Linked DNA regions of Homo sapiens: region 2 is linked to region 1. Evidence: read pairs that join two places in POLR2A ChIA-PET (ENCODE). Cell type or tissue: GM12878. All regions are shown on one strand. Links, peaks and the distances in the headings refer to the core of each region. The heading gives the core; the rest is flanking DNA.

The links. ChIA-PET counts read pairs that join two places held together with the same protein. Peaks named below come from ENCODE experiments on the same cell type or tissue, not always from the same donor. Only the 100,000 strongest peaks of a DNase experiment are listed, where the experiment ranks them.
Region 2: POLR2A ChIA-PET joins it to region 1 with 9 read pairs; 2 of 35 experiments call an interaction of 5 or more read pairs at or near these places.

Annotation. Positions count from the first base shown.
Region 1 is chr3:186,097,268-186,107,331 of GRCh38, forward strand. It overlaps ETV5 (ETS variant transcription factor 5), which reads right to left. Exons shown (of 13, transcript NM_004454.3): 2 at 8,557-8,675; 3 at 8,358-8,445; 4 at 8,182-8,229; 5 at 8,038-8,088. The coding sequence starts at 8,601. Among named protein-coding and RNA genes, the nearest start is that of ETV5, 6.8 kb to the right of the region's middle. RefSeq lists an enhancer at 319-832. In GM12878, for the core only: no CTCF peak of the experiment used is centred there; no DNase peak of the experiment used is centred there; H3K27me3 peaks cover 194 bases.
Region 2 is chr3:186,517,032-186,524,063 of GRCh38, forward strand. No RefSeq gene overlaps it. Among named protein-coding and RNA genes, the nearest start is that of CRYGS, 24 kb to the right of the region's middle. RefSeq lists enhancers at 2,380-2,439, 4,425-4,624. In GM12878, for the core only: no CTCF peak of the experiment used is centred there; a DNase peak (open chromatin) is centred at 2,260; H3K27ac peaks cover 774 bases.

The DNA.
Region 1 (10,064 bases), core at 3,724-7,723:
AATACTTATCTGACCACAGTGGAAAATTAAACAGGAGTGAAGGCAAAGGAGTAGAAAAACTACAACTTTGTCTCCCCCTGTGTTAAAATTGTAAGCCTAAGCAAGAAGTGTCTGTGTCGTGGCAGGTAAACACCTGGGCTATTCAGGCCTGGAGTAGAGGGGAGGTCAGAGAAGAGCAGGCAGGAATCCTCAATGGGGAGCTAAAGCCACAACCCCACGGGAAGGAGATAAAAGGGTTTAACAGCCTCAGATCAAGTCTCAACACCTCCCTCTCCAGGGGAAGCTAAACCACCCTCTCCTCTTATTATCACGCCCTTTAGACAGCTACAGTCTAAAATGAGAGACAAAGAAAGGGGAATGGGCTTCACTGGCTTTGTGGGTCAGCGGCAGCTCTTCCCCAGAATCCCAGGCCATCAGCCCGGCAGTTTAAGGGTTAAAGTGAGCACTTAAAAGAAAACTCAAACCCCATTAAGCCCAGGCTTGGAGAACAGGGAGCAGCAGGGAAGCCAAAGGAAACTAATTTTGGAGGCTCTCCAAGCTGCCAATCACAAGCATATTTCTAACAGTCCCAGTGTTGTTTGAGTTGGTTGTTTTTCCACGGGCTGCACAATGGGGTCTGGTTATTCATTGAAAAAGTCTGCAAGTGAGCCCCGCCCTCCATTCACAACCAATTTGGAATGCTCCATTCAGGCAAGAGGGGGAATCTGCAGCTCTGCTAGCTGGGGCAGACCTAATAGTGCTCAGCGCCCAGCTGTCGCCGCAGGGACGCTTGCTCGCTCAGTACGCTGTGTTTACGTAAGAAATTCAGACACGGCAGGGGATCTTGCCTGCTGTGCACCCTTCCTAGGATTCAAATGGCCAAGACCCTTGTGGAAATCTGCAAGGCTGTGCAAAAGTCCGCTAGAAGTAAGGTCAGAAAGTGCCCTCTGGCAAAACGGGAAAGGCAAAAGAAAAACTATCATGTGCCCCTCGGTTCAGAATCTGGCTGTAGCTACCAGCGGAGAGAAACAGACTTCAGTGGTATTTCTCCTGCCCCAGGGTGAGCTGGTTTGCATTAGGGCACAACTCTCTCTGGAAGCCTGCCTCTCCAGACCTTCCTTCCCATTCACTGCTGGTAGCTACATCGGGAGCCACCTGGCTTCCTCCCCAGGGGAGGAGGGCTCTGGAGACACTACCAGATTTTCTGGCTGCAGAGGAGGGGACAAGCTACCTATTAAGACAATTTCACAGTTCCTTTTTTGGCTTTGGATCCAGCCTGAAGAGTTCAGAATACCCTCCTGAATGCTCATGAGACATCAAAAGGGAAGAATGTGGAGATCTAAGGTTGGAGGGTGAAATCTACGCCGAGACTTTGCAAAGTACAAGGCAAAAAAAACTGGCTTTGCTTCTTAGATATTTTTTCCAAACCTTCAATAATCACCCTGAGGGAAAGCGGATGGAGCCCGTCTGACAACCAGACTTTATTTCAAGGAAAAGCATACTTCTTTATGAAAAGCAAATCCAGGAGATAAATTTTAGCTCATGGTTGTTTCCTTTTTTTCATCACATATTTGGCTATTTTCAAATGTCTTATGTATGCTTCTTCTCACTGCCTGCCCTCATGTCCCCTCCAGCGAACTCAGTGCCACTGGAAGCATTTCTCTGAAGTCCTTCTGACCACAGAATCCCCATTCCATGCCTCGGCTGTTCAGATCAGCCTCAAACTCCTGGCCTTTTAATAACTAGATCTTATCCTGCTCCCTGGAATCTTGCACTCTCTGCTTCAATTTTCCCCTAGATGCTTCTTTCTTTTTAAACAAGGGAGCCCCCTTTATTTTCTATGCAGAGTCCTCTTACGGGGAATTCTTTTCCCTTTAACATCTGAGTTGCTAACCCACTGTCATTTGCCTGCCAGGCCCAAAGGTGTACTTACATTATGGTTATAATTTATACATACACACTCTAACTAGTGCCGGCACATACTAGGGGCCTGGTATCTTGCCACTCCTTTAAGCCAAGCCTAGAGGGATAGGACAATGATAGAAACTGACGACCAAAGCCTCTGTTAAATGAGCTTGATGAGTTCACAAAATGAATTTTTAAAAAAGCAACCTAATCCGGTAATGGCATCAGCATGCCTGGCACTTGTCCAAGAGCTGGGAGCTGCAACATGACAAGCCTCTGAGCTCCTTGGATTCCAAGTGGAGAAGCACTGTGTGCCAGGGCACAGATGGGGCCCAAGCTGCCTCAAGGGCAGCCGTATGCCCGAGAGGGGGCTGTCAGCCTCTGAGGCTGGATGTACTTTACCACCACTAAAACCCAAGAAATGTGTGGAGGGAACAGTTTCTCGGCAGAGAATCACACACCCCACCCCACCACCAAGAAACATTTTTTTCTAGGGCTGAAATTAAAACAATGATACTACTAGATGGTAGAAATGGGAGACAGTACACATTTTCGGCTTCATTATGCTACCCATGCCTTACTCCTGTAAAACTGAAGAATGCTGAAAGAGGAGGGGATAAATGGTAATTTCTTCATGGATGCCAGGATTTTGTTACTTCTGGCACCTACACAAGTGATCTTGACACAGATGTAACTCCCCGTCCCAAATCTTTCTCACCAAATACAAAGGACTGGTAAGCCTACTGGGTTTTGTTAGATGACTAACAGCGCAGAGACACAGAAGGGTAAGAGAAAAATTCAGTTTTAAATAAGCCTAACTGAATTAAAGGTAGACGAAAGCAGATTTTGTAAAACAGATGGCTCCTTTAAGTAAATGCGTACTGTAGGTCTTGGGTCCTTCAGAATACTGAGTCTAAGAATCTTTGAGGCTATCAAAACAGGAAGGATTTCAAATCATTTAGCACCCTCCCAGCAGTAAGGTACTGGGCTAACTAACAAACACTTTGAAAGTAACACTGTAAAACCTGGAGTCAAAGAATCTCTCCTCCATGTTTTCCTCACGCTTTCATCAGCATTCTTTTCTACCTTCAGAACTACTGATTCCTGAAAAGTATAAACCAATGGCCTTGTTTTCCCTCAAACCTCTTATTTTTAAAGTGCCCACTGTTTTCTTTCTTACCTTGCCAAACAAAAAGACTTTAGGATGATCCTTTTGAATAGAGGTGGCCCAAGCAAGAAAACGTGGTGTTTTGCTACACCACACCTAGGACCAAAGACCAAAATGATGTACCCTCTCCAAAGGAAAGGCACTGCCTCTACTGTACTAAACTCACACATTAATAAAGAAATCCAGCTGAATAATCTCATCGTGAAACAGGATTAAGATCAATGTGTTTTAGGCTCAAGGGCTGTCATAACAGTTAATCCTATTTCCCCAGCCGTCTATTGCAATGTATTTATGAAAAGTCGATTTTATCAGTTAATTAGCTGGTCCTTAGGAAATTACTTGTACTTCCTCCAGTTGTTCCATTCTCTTTGAAACACAGATCTAAAAAGAACACTTCAAGGGGAAAATGGGGTCATTTGGATCTTAAAACAATTCTCTAGGCTGTATTTGGTATGGAGGCCATGACTTTGAAATAAGATTTTTATCATGCTCTCTACTCAGCATAAAATATCTTAGTTATTCAAGATGCTAACAGGTATATATTTATAATATCATAACTGAAATTAATAAGTGAGATTAAAAATCAGACCCAAAATGTATATTTAAAAAACTGCTATTTATATATGCTAAAATCTAGTAACACACTCTTTAAGTACCCAGTCAGTTCAGAAAAATGAATGGAACACATCACCTTACCCCGACTTTGAAACACTCTTGAGTTCCAATCTTATCCATGGCATAGTTAGTTCTATGAAAATGTGTAGTAAATATGTACATACATCTATGCACTGACCCAGATTCCCTGGTTTAGCCGCTCTATGTGTTAAGGTACACATTTAGCTACATACACAGTTACATAGATATATACACATGCACAAACACTTTTTCATATATAGGAAATATGTACACAGTTTTATCTGTATACACACGAAAGGTGTCTTCTAGGAAACATGGCAGTTTTCTTTTGTTTTCGTTTTTTAGAGATAGGGTCTTGCTCTGGTACCTAGGCTGGGGTACAGTGGTGTGATCACTACTCGCTTCAACTGTAACCTCGAACTCCTAGGCTCAAGAGATCCTCCCGACTTGGCCTCCTAAAGCACTGAGGTTACAGGTGTGAGCCTAAATATGTCAGTTTTTTATAATTTTTTTCTTTTATAATTACTCTCTGTCTTCCAAATCCTAGATGGAAAAACTCAAAGCATGAAGGTATTGAGTAACTTTCTCAGGATCATAGAAGGAAGAGAAGTGAGTGCTGAATTGGACAGCCAGAGGCCTCCCAGATGCTTTCCTGAACACCATCTCCAGGTATCTGAAATAATGGAGACCCTGAATACACTTGAATATGCCACTACTCCCTGGCTCTGCAGCTTTGTGAGAGCTTCTTTAAGAATATTATTTTATACATCTTCCTCTTACTTCACCTAAACCTTCCCATCTGCCCCCACTACTGGTCAGTCTCTTCAGCTATTTGGGAATAGCTGTGAAAGGAGGGGGCTGGGCAAGCTTGTCTCTACAAAGGACATCCAACTCAAGCAATCTGAGATCTTCAGAGTTACTTCTTAGGACCAAGGGACAATGAGGTCCACTGGTAGAATCCCTATGATCTATAGATTTCTATTCCCTTGAATTTGACCTTTCAGAGTCTCCATGCTTTACTGATATCTATATGTGTGAGGTAGAGGTGAAATCTGTACAGCTAGAAGTAAGCTGGGCATTTCTATAAGATATAAAAGCAATGGTTTCATTCACTCAAATCAGACTTAAGGATGTATCCCTATGGGCAGGAAACCCAATTCTAAGAAACTTACAAAATATAATCTCTTTAGAAGTTGAACTTTTAGTGTTTAGAGAAAAAAAAAAGCCATAATCTTTAAAACTGACATTCCAAAATAAAAATATTACCTACATTTCTTAGTATTTCTCTTTCTTTCATGTATACAATAAATTTACACATATACAATGGAAAATTATCAAATCATTATTAATAGGAAAGTGTATTACCAGTGGCCACTGGTAAGAATATTTGTTACAGGCCGGGCACAGTGGCTCACGCCTGTAATTCCAGCACTCTGGGAGGCTAAGGTGGGCGGATCACCTGAGGTCAGGAGTTCAAGACCAGCCTGGCAAACATGGTGAAGCCCCGTCTCTACTAAAAATACAAAAATTAGCCAGGCATGGTGGCAGGTGCCTGTAATCCCAGCTACTCGGGAGGCTTAGGCAGGAGAATTGCTCGAACCTGGGACGTGGACATCCCAGTAAGTGGGCCGAGATTGCGCCATTGCACTCTGGCCTGGGTGACGAGCAAAACTCTCTCTCCAAAAAAAAAAAAAAAAAAAAAGGTTTGCTTTCCCCTGGCAAATCTAAGTTTGGCTTATATTCATTGGTTAAGTGAGTCAAACCAACTCATAAGGTTTCATTAAATTTGAATGAGTTTTCTTCCCTCCCCTGAAAAAAATCACGAGCTCTTCCAGAAAATGACTGGAGTGAAGCTGGTCCTGAACTCGAGGCTGTGGAAAGCGCTCATGGAAAAGTAAGTGCATGCAGCCGGCTGTGGGCTCTGCCAGCTCCTCCTCATGCTTCTGGCTGTTGGTCTGAACTGCAGGCAAACAAACTTGCTTTTGCAAGAATGAATGGCTCAAAGATGCACCACCCACATTTGTGTTCTTGCCTTGCTTCTTAAGCAAGTTATTCTATTTGAATCTATCCCTTCTTGAAGCTCTACCTCAAGAAATAAAGTCAGAGGGAAAGAATCATTAGAAGACCTTTTCTAGGCTAGTCAACCATCTCTTTTATCCTTAAAAGACAGAAAGGCTCAACCTTAGGCAGTTAAAACAAAAAGTAAGCAAAGTAAAAAAAACATCATACTTGGTAAGCAGAAACATCTCCCAAATTACCTCCACTTGAGGTATGGAATTTTAATTAAAGAACTTAGCACATTCTATTTGCTGAGCAGAAATTATTTCTAAAGAGCCAAAACACATTTATTGATTTCTTCACTTTAGCCTATTCCCACAGATAAATATCTCTCCAAATATAAATCCTGCTTGCTGACAAAGAACATACCCTTGCTTCAGCACATGCAATCAATTTGAATGCAGCCATCTCATCTCCCTTTTAACTCTTTTGGGTTACAGAGAAACAAACAAAAGTGTCATAAAAGCATTTCAAAGAACCTCTGCCAAGAAAGCCACCTCCCAAACAGACTGCAGTTTATGCTGCTCTGAGCAAGAACTGGAAAGGCTGGGCCAAATTGTCAACACAGAACAAAGTTGGATTACAAACCCTGTCTTTCATCTTGCAAACACACACACACACACACACACACACACACACACACACACACACACACACTTGGATTATCTTTATTTAGTCTTTCAGTGGCAAGCTTCCCAATCACTCGAAAGCAATCAAAGGGCAATAATTAACATGCATTTACTCTCCCATAGAACACATCCACAGCAAGCTGTGACAAAGCTAAGGTAACCATGCATGTGTGTGTTCCAGTTTATTCCCTTTTACAGTTTCATGGCATTGTGCCTTGGACATGAGGCCTATCATTAAGGAATGTTTAGCTGTTACCTCTGCTCTTACATTTAAAAGATTTGGAATACCCAACTTTTTACTTAGAGAGAGACCTAAGATACTCTCTCTCCAGTGGCATTTTTACACACATACACCCACCTACCCAGAGATAAAACAAAGCTGGGAAGAATCTGTTGGTCCAAAATGAGAAATTGAGTCCTTGCATGGCTCAGGTGCTTGCTATTATAAACTATGACTAAGAGACATGAATTTCTCTATGATGCAACTCTCAAGAGAGGCAGCATTTTCTCCAGGCCTCTCTTAAACCTGCTCATTCGCCAGTGACTAATGCTCTCTAGAGCAGCCCTGTGCTGCTCAAATTTCATCAGCCGGCTTTGTCCTTCATAACTCTGCCTAGACCATAAAAGCTCCCAAACCTGTTGAGGACAGCCCCAAAAGATCAGTGCAAAGTAACCATGCCCCTGCCAGTGTTGAAAGCCATCTTTTGAGCTTCCCACTGCATTTTCTCTCTAGTAATGAGCACTTAGTGGCCATTTTAAGAAAAAGTTTCTCTTCTCTGAAGAGAAAAGCCACAGCAACTACACGAAAAGTAAGAGTAAATCAGGCCACTCTGTGACCACCCCTTGTCAGCTTAGGGGTAGAGACAAAATTGACAACATGTTGGATGAAGCCAAAGTTAACTGGAGTTTTCCATTAACTATTTTCTGCACCTTTAAGAAAAAGAGAAATATCAGGTTCATGATTCACATCAAGGACTTAATTTATAAAACAAACCCCAAAAAAGCCATAAAACAATGTGTGATTAATAGATGCTTGGCCTAACACCAAATATATTTTGTCAGTTAATTTATAATTTTGAGCTTAAAGCTTTGCAATATTCTTTTTTTTTTTTTTTTTGAGATGGAGTCTTGCTCTGTTGCCCAGGCTGGAGTGCAGTGATGCGATCTCAGCTCACTGCAACCTCCGCCTTCTGGATTTAAGTGATTCTCCTGCCTCAGCCTCCTGAGTAGCTTGGATTACAGGCGCCCACCACCACACCTGGCTAATTTTTGTATTTTTAGTAGAGACGGGGTTTCACCATATTGGCCAGGCTGGTCTTGAATGCCTGACCTCAAGTGATCCACCTGCCTCAGCCTCCCAAAGCCCTGGGATTATAGGTGTGAGCCACTGTGCCCAGTCAGCTTTACAATATTCTTAAGGTAAAAAGAAATTTAGGATAAAATTATGTTCAGTAAATCTTACCTGCAATACAGTAGAAATACTTTAGAAATAATTTTATTATGAAATAAAAGTTTTCAGGGTTAATTCTGAATTATTAGAAGAAACTAAATGCATACTACTGTCTAAATCTGGCCATAGCTGAAAAAAGCATATTCTAGACATGGATGATCTAAGACCAAACAATTTCAGAACAAATGTGCCATCACCAGAAAGGTACTTACGGTTATCAGACTGAAAATCTGGGACAAACTGTTCATCATCAGGAACTTGTGCTGGAAAATAGATTTTTATTTTAGACCTTTAAGTTTTATTAAAAAGCACAGTAAAATGTTTTATATGGAAAATAGGACATCCATGAAACTTGCCTTCAGCTAACCAAGCCTCTTGAAGTTGACTGAGATCCTGAAATAGCTCTGAAATTGAAAAAGAAGACCCCAGAATGAGGATATTTCTTTCGCTAGGGAGAAGACAGGGAAGAATCTACACGCTACTGTCACTGGGAGCAGGGAAGCCACAACATAATCAGGGAAAGCTTTACTACCTTCAGAATCGTGAGCCAGATCTGTGTCCAAAAACTTCCTCTTTCTGTCAATCACAGGCCGCCCTCTGCATTCCTCAGATCGAGATTTCTGAAAGAGGCCAACAGAAAGTGAAGGCTCAAGTGTAGTAAAGAGGTCCACAGGGGGAAGACTCATATTGGAGAGGGAGGACAAAACAAACCAAAAGCCACATAAACTTACCCCTGGGACCATAAAAGGGACTTGCTGATCATAAAACCCGTCCATGGTGCTTTCAGCGTCTCTAATACCACTTTGAGAGGTTTCAGCATTGAGTAATTTCTGGGGGAAAAGGGATCCTCCTGTAATATGAATTTGGGAGATTTTAACTAAGAGGGGGGAAAAAAAGAAATGAAACAATTTTAGACTGCCTTTTTTTTAGGGCCTGTGCAAAATTATTACCCTTCTGTGAAGTACTTAAAACCTACTCAAGGTGCAAGCTTTACACACCAATGCCGGGCTTGATTAATGGTATCAGAGGTACAGGATGTACTCCGTGCCAAATCCATTTACCCAGTCATCATTTTTTCTTTCTTATTTAAATCATTAAAATTACAGATTTGCTACTGTCTGTTCTCTACCAAAACAAAAATAAATAAATAAAATAAAATAAAAGGGTGATTTCAAGATTCTCTCATATACTCCAGGGCATTTGTAGTAGGGTTTTTAAAAAAGAGATAATTTAATTTTTGACAGTACAGTGTCAGGAAGCAGAGAAACTGGGTTTAAGTATTCCAAATTATTGGCAATTAAAGATCTGACATACATGGTGTTTCCAAAAGCATTTTGTAGGTCACTGTTAAAACACTATATATAGTTCCTGGAATAAATTGATCAGAGGTATACTTATCTTCACACACAACTCTTTATTTAAAAGAGGACTAAACAGATATAGCATCTGTAATGTCACAAATATCTCCCTGGTTACTTACAGAGATATTTGTGACATCTCCAACTTCTAAAAGAGTAAAATGTCTATGAAAAGTAATGGATTAAAAAAACTAATTCCATTGCATGTGGTACAATGCATCTCTACCAAAGGTCTTTTAAAACTTAGGCTGTTTCATATAGCGGAATCATTTTTTTCTAGACATACCCCCCCACCCCCAAATGAAACTCATTTCAGGACGGGTAAGTGTGTGAGTCTGGGGAAAAAGGGTGGGGTTAGAAGGGAGAAAACTTCTCCTAACGTGAGTGGAATAAAGTAACAATTTCAGGGAGGTACCATCTTCCTAAACACTTTTATTCTTCAAATAAAAACACCGTTAAGTCAACAAAAGGTGGAAAAACATTAATTTCACTCACTCCAGCTCTAAGCAATTCAAAATGCTTAAAGGTCAACTTCTTTTGTTTGACATATACACAATTTTAAACAGGAAACTTTTCCCCCGGTGAGCAATTCCATCCAATTTGTTTTTCACACTGTGTGTAGCATATCAAATTTTTCATAAGTGGGCAGGATACAAGGACACCCTTCACAGCCAGCATCCTCCGCAGCACTTTGGCCCAAGGAATCAGATATTTTCAAAGTCAAAGGAAAGAGAGGAGCAAAATAGCACACAGTTCATAACTTCCTAGAAAAACACTCGCGCCAGCCTGCCTGCGTGCCCCGTCCAAACACCACAAGAAATGTTCAGAATAACGCCTCTCTCAAATGCCACCAAACCGTATACAAAATCTGAGAAACCTCA
Region 2 (7,032 bases), core at 1-4,000, 420 kb after region 1:
AACACTGCTCCAGCCATCCCAGAGGAAGTGCCAGACATGGCAGTGGCAAAGCCATTTTGGATGCCCAGCCCAGCTGAGCGTTTGGATGACTCCAGCCCCAGCTGTAACCTGACTGCAACTCGGTGGGAAACCTGGAATGAGAATCACCAGTTATCCCACAGAACTATGAGAGGGTATAATGAATCACTGTTTTAAGCCACCATGTTTGGGAGTGGTTTGTGACACAAGGATAGATTTCTGGAACAGCTTCCTTCTAAGGACAGGTCAAATACTCCCTCCACAGTGAAGGGATCCCCGAGCCCTTGGGTGGAATGAATTGCTGTCTTCCCTGTAGCCTTCACAGCTCTTGATGCCTGGCAGAGACTCACTGGGCTGACTCACAACAGTTGGGAAGGGCGAGGATTTTTGTCTTGCTCATCTATGTAGCTCTGGTGCCAATCACGGTTTGTGGCACGGAGTAGATGCTCAGACAATGTGTACTAAATTTAATTGATTTTCTTTCCTTTCTCTAGTCTCTCAAGGCAGATAGGCAGCCACAAGACCCAACAGAGATAATCAAGGAAACCTCAGAGTGCCTAGAATTGACTAGTGAGGCTGAATGTGCCAAATCAGTGCTGGAAAAGCTTTCCATAAGAGAGGAAAGAAAAACCTTTGAGCCAATGTTAAAAAAGCTGAACCAAAGAGGGATGGAGGAGGTTGGAAGTGACCATCACTCTTTGCTCATCAATAGCAGTTCAGTGTTTGTGGACCTGGTGCCTCCTGGCGAGGAGCATACTTCCCAACTCCCTGGACAGCTCCCATAGGTCCTGGGCTGGAGGATTCTAGTCCATCAGGGTGGCCCAGAGATATCCGCCACAGGCTGCCTTAGATGGATGCTACAAACACTTAGTTTACCAGATAGTGCCAGCCCAAGTCTTTTAATTATTGCTGAGTCTCAGCATCAGAAAGCCACCACAAGTGCCTCTTGTGGACCAGAAATAAATCTTCCATGTCATTATCCCCTCTTTTAAAGCACTCTCCAGGTCTCGCTCTAATCACCTCCATTCCCTTCTCATTAAACAACCCTCCCATCATTCTCATATTCTGCCAAATAATTTTAAGTGTGTTTTATGCAACTGCAGCTGTCACACTATACAGATGACAAAAGTCTCTACTTTGTTATAGGAGAAGAGTCTAATCAATGTGCCTTTATCCTAAGTGTGACTGTGGTGAGGCTCTTTCTAAGGAGTTGGCCTGTGAGACAAGTCGTTCTCCATCCTGGATGCATAATAGGATCCTGCAAAGCTTTGAAAATAAAACCTATGTCTGTTCTTAGCCCACATGATTAAATCAGAATCCCTGGGCACAGGGTCTAGACATCAATAGCTTTTCAAAAGCTCCCCAGGTGATTCCCATGTGCACCAGAGCTGAGAACCATTGTTCCGCAGAACATGAACGTTAGTGATGTCTGTGGTTCCAGGCAAACCCAAACAGTTTCCTGCCCTGTCCCGTTTCTTATCCATTTTTCTTACAAAAAGCTACAAATTAGCTTTTTGTAAAACATGCCTGGCCTTCCAGGACGGGAGGGACACGAGACAGACATGAAGCTGTTGCCAGCCAAGTCTTAACTAAATTCAGGTTCAGTCATATTACACGGGTTCAGTTCTGTTTCTTTAAACATTGCAACAATGGGATATAGTGTTTTGTGACAACTCTGAAAACCATAGCATGAAAAAATATCAAACTATTAAATGAAATAGCAGAATTTCCTCTCCTCTGTGATTGCAGCTGCATAAAAATATACATTTAAAAAGCCTAAAAATGAAAGCACAAAATGATCCTAATTTGGGTATTGGATGATTTTTTTTCTTCTTTCAAAACGTCTTTTGTGTTGATCGTTATACTTTTAAAACAAACAAACAAACAAAAAAACAAAAAAAGCAAATTAATGTCTGAATACTTGAATTTATACAGAGAATGACTTTCACACAGACCAAGAGGAAAACAGGTTACTGTGCAACCTATACAAACGCTTTCCCCTCTCTGGGCCTCAGTTTCCTGGCCTGCAGTTTGCACCAGAAGAGCTGCAAGGCCTCTTGCAGCCCCACACTCTGATTCCTGGCTCACATGACACCACTTTTATGAGACTAGTTATGCAAATGTTATCCAGTACGTTTCTCTTGGTGAGGAGTCAGGGCCAAGCAAGCTCTGAGACAAGCTGTCTCACCTCCTCATCTCCTGAGCACAACTCACCCACAGCTCTGCCCTCGCCTCCACCTACATCATGCCTTCCTGCATGCCAACTTCCCTCTGAGGTTCCCTTCACCCACTTACAACCACAGCCTCCTTCCGGACCTCCCCTACACGATGAACAGTCTGCCAGTTAATATACATCAAGCTGCCACCATGAAACAGCTCGGAAAGCCCCATTTGTTCTCAATAGCATTCCAGCTAGAAAGACCATCCACCACCCATGGCCACTGAAGAAGGTCCTCCCCTGAGTGCCAGGCAGTGGGGCTCCTAACTCTGGGCCCCAATTAGCTTAGCTTGGGGGAGCAAAGGACAGGAGCACTGTTCACCCAGTTGGACTAACAGCTCCACACTGTGCCTAATAGGAACCTCCTTCTCACAGGTGGCACCTTTGTGAATCAGGGTCTGTCCTGAGCCACCCTCCCTTGGAGAGATCTGAGCACTGAGAACCACAGAGCCTGGGACACCAGCACAGGGTTTGAAAAACTCCACTCCCAGTCAGCTGCGGTGGCTCATGCCTGTAATCCCAGCACTTTGGGAGGCTGAGGTGGGTGGATCACAAGGTCAGGAGTTCGAGACAGCTTGACCAGCATGGTAAAACCCCATCTCTACTAAAAGTACAAAAATTAGCCAGGCATGGTGTTGGGCACCTATAATCCCAGCTACTCGGGAGGCTGAGGCAGGGGAATTGTTTGAACCTGGGAGCTGGAGGTTGCAGTGAGCCGAGATCGCACCACTGCACTCCAGCCTGGGCGGCTGAGCGAGATTCTGTCTCAAAAAAATGGGAAAAACATCATTCCCATGTGTGTCCTGGTTGCTTGTCTCTTTCAAAGTACTGCATACTAAATGCTACCACCCACTGCTCCTTGTGTGCTGGGAGCTGCTTCAGACTTACTATCCCATTGAATGTTTTCAACAACCAAAATGGTAGGTACTATTATTTATAACCATGTTTTCAGATAAGGAAATTGAAGCTTAGACAAGTTAAATAATTTCCCCCAAACACACAGCTAAGTGGTAGGACAATTGGTTCTGAATTCAACCTGCTTGGATTTGAAGTCTGGCTCTGTCACTTACAAAGTGTGTGATTTTGAATGAATTATTAATCTCTCTGAACATTAGCTTGCTCTTCTATTAAATGAAGGTATTTATTTCTATTTATCAGGATGGAAGTGTAAGGATTAAATGACATAATCCATGTGAAATGCTTGGTACAATGTTTGGCACAGAATGTGAGTCCAATAAATGCAAACTATGGTTTTAGCCAGATGCATATCCCTCTTCCAGGCACTCAGAAATGACTTTCTGTAAGTGTTGACTTCATCTGGATGTGCCCCTTCACATGGGCTTCTGGCGTGCTGGGCTCCAGCTGTCACCATTTGTCTTCAAAAGTCCAGGCTTGAAGAAAGGAAATGACCAAACGCATGCACCAAATGCATCTCATTTTAAAGCCCACCAGCCCCGTGGACTTCGACTTCCAGATATATTACCTCCTTTTGTATTATTAGAAACTTGGTTGCCCCACACCAGTGGGGTGAGGTGGAATGCGGAGAGCAGACAGAATATTTATAAGAGATGAAATGAGATCACCTACCTAGAGACACACCCCAGAGGAAAGTAGGATAGTTCTAGAGCTTTGTGGATCAAACAGGCACTCTTTAATCCCTTCTGACACCTCCTTCTCCCCATGCTACCCAGTCCCTTGCTCCAGTCAGACAGAGACGGGAAACATTTTTTGCACAGCCAAAACAAAGCCACTCGGGATGTAAATAAAATAGTCTGAACACCCAGTTGATCCCTCTGCCTTTGAGACCGGAATCATCTGGAGGGTGGATAAACACTTTCCCTGCTCCAGCACTCGGAGAAATAAGGGAGCAATAGATTGCAGCAATGGCTGCTGGGAGTGTTCCGAACTCTGTGAACAATATGGAGACTGCTCAGTAGATTATGGAGGGGTAAGAGCTGAAGTGTGTGTGTGTGTGTGTGTGTGTGTGTGTATGTCTGTGTGTGTGTGAGAGAGTGTTTGTGTGTGTGATGTTAGTGATGTTAGTGATTTCAGAATCCAGGCCACTGATAAACCAATTGAGGTGTGGGTGACATGCAGAAGGGCCCCAGAGGTGTACTGCCCATCACATCCTTCTCCAGGGCACTGCTTGCTGAGTTCATGTCTTTGTCACTCAGCACTGCTGTGCCCACAATCTGTGGCTTCTTGGAGATTCTCTTTGTCTGTGTGGTCCTTGTCTGTGTGGGCAGCCCTGGGGGACCGCTGAGGTAACTCTTACCAGTAACTTTGACTCCAGAGTCCCCGGGGCCTGGGCTTCTGGGAAAACAAGGCTGTGTGAGTGTGAAACTCAAACTGAAAGGACTTTCTTCTTTTTTGGTTGCATTGCACTCTGAACAAAACTCACTGGCTTGTGACGAGCAGGTGCTGTGCAAAGGGAGGCATACCTCCTGCTACTATTCCTTCTCCTGGTGAAAGGCCACGCCCCCTCACTTGGCTCTCTGGGACATTTCTTCTGTCAGGAGGCCTCTGCAGCTGGAATGTTCGTCACTCTTTGAGGTTAGGCATCTTTTCCTTTCCTTTTCCTTTGGAAATCTGTGGTCCTCCCTTTGCTGTGACAAATTGCACGGTGTGGCCAGTCAACTCCATTCTGCCTCCTGGGAAGGCTCACGTGGCCCGGCCTCCATGAGGGCCCAGGGCCAGTGCAGGAGTCCTCGACTTGCAATTCTGCCCTTTTCCATCCAGGCTTTGTCCAGCTCTCCGTTCTGTTCTCCCATTCGGTGTCCCCTCCAGCCCCTTAGCCCCTTTCCAGCACATCATGCTCCTGCTTGAGGACTGAAGAGGAAAGAAAGCCCATCTGGGGAGGCAATTAGGGAAAGAGAAACAGAGGCAGAGAGAAGTAGAGACAAAAGATGAAGAGAAGGCTTCTGCCTGGGTACTGTTGCTCCTCAAGGGCCTGATTCTGGAATTTCCCAAATCCAGCTGTAATCCCATTAGTTAAAGTTAACTAACTTTTTTTTTTTTTTTTTTTTTTTTGACTGAGCCTCGCTCTGTCTCCAGGCTGGAGTGCAGTGGCGCGATCTTGGCTCACTGCAACCTCCACCTCCTAGGTTCAAGCGATTCTCCTGCCTCCACCTCCTGAGTAGCTGGGACTACAGGTGTGCGCCACCATGCACAGCTAATTTTTTGTATTTTTAGTAGAGATGGGGTTTCACCATGTTGGCCAGGATGGTCTCAATCTCTTGACCTCGTGATCCGCCGTCCTCAGCCTCCCAAAGTGTTGGGATTACAGGCATGAGCCACCACGACCGGCGAGTTAACTAATTAAATTTGCTTGCTATTTGTCATCCTCCAAAGAGTCCTAATAAATATCTCAGGCCCCTTCGCCCACCTTGCTAAGATTCTGTTGTGTGCACCTCCCCATTCTGAATGAAGTCTTCTCCAGGCAGAGTGAGCTGCTGCTGCCTCTCTTCCCACTGTGTTTTGTGCACAGTTCTGCTGTACATTATCCCATGTGTGGCTATGATCTAAGGAGCCATTTGCCCATTGATTTTCCCCATGACTTTGTGGCAAGGACTGAGTTTCTTTCCTGACTAGGAGCCAGGTATCTTCAGCGCAGCCTAGCACAGTGCTTGGCATATCATAGGTGCTTTATTAGTGTTCGATGAATCCATGAGCCAATGAACCAACAAAAGAATAACATGTTAGCGCAGCAAAATGCAAACAAGTTGTATGAAGCTGTCAAAAGTGCTTCTGGAAATTTTAATGTAATTTAAGTTTTAAGCATGCTATTTTGTGCAAGATACATTAGACTAATAGGAATACAGCCCAGAAACACATTAAACAGGGCTTTAATCATTGTCGCTGTCTATTGAGAGGACTTTCCCATCTTCTTTCTCCTAGTAACAGACTCCATCCCACTGGACAAAAAGGTGAGCACGTGACCCTGTCCTGGCCAATAGGAGTGGTTGCCTGATGTGAAGGGCCAATTCCCCACAAAATGAAAAGATCAGCTTGTTGGGGGACAGAGCAGCACCCTGCCCACTGAAGCAGAGACAAGCAGAGACGCGAGACAGATGGAGAGTTGGGGGGAACCTTGTGTCCTCAAGCCGGTTCCTTTGGCTCCTCTGTCTACCCTAGGGCTGCCCTTGTGTCCGCATTGGCTTGGAGAGCCCATGTATTCTCTTTCTTGCTTAAGCCAGTTTAAGCTGGGTTTCAAAAAGAATCCTAACTAATTCAGCATTAAATCTCCTGCTGGAATCTGGACCTGATTACCAAAGCTGTCCCAAAAAGAGATGGCTTTGTAATGCCAGCCCTTTGTTCCCACCTCTGTCTGATCAAGAGTTATTTGTGGACTTTGCCTTCCTTCTGGCTGCCGCTGATGTCTGTGACCCCAGTGACCCCAAAAAAAAAACCTCCGGGCTAGGTTTAAACATGGCCTTTATTAATCTCCTAGATGTGTGAGAAAATGAAAAAAGCAAGGTACAGTGTATAATCAGTAATGATTGATGTGCTGAAATAGGGTAGACATGGCCATAAAATGCATATACAAGCATGTAAGAATGGCAGCACCACTTGAGTGCTTGAATGTAACTCCTGTAGGGCAGCATTCTCAACTTTTCCACTTACTGCTCTATCCCCAGTGCCTCGAACAGGCACTCAATAAGTATTTATTGAATGAGTCCATGGAACCGAATGAAAGGAATATCCTTGAAGAAACACATGAGAAAATGGCATTCCTGAGCACCTGTTAGGGGGCAGGCAGGATGAGGGGTAGAAGAGGGATGAGAAGGAGACTGAGT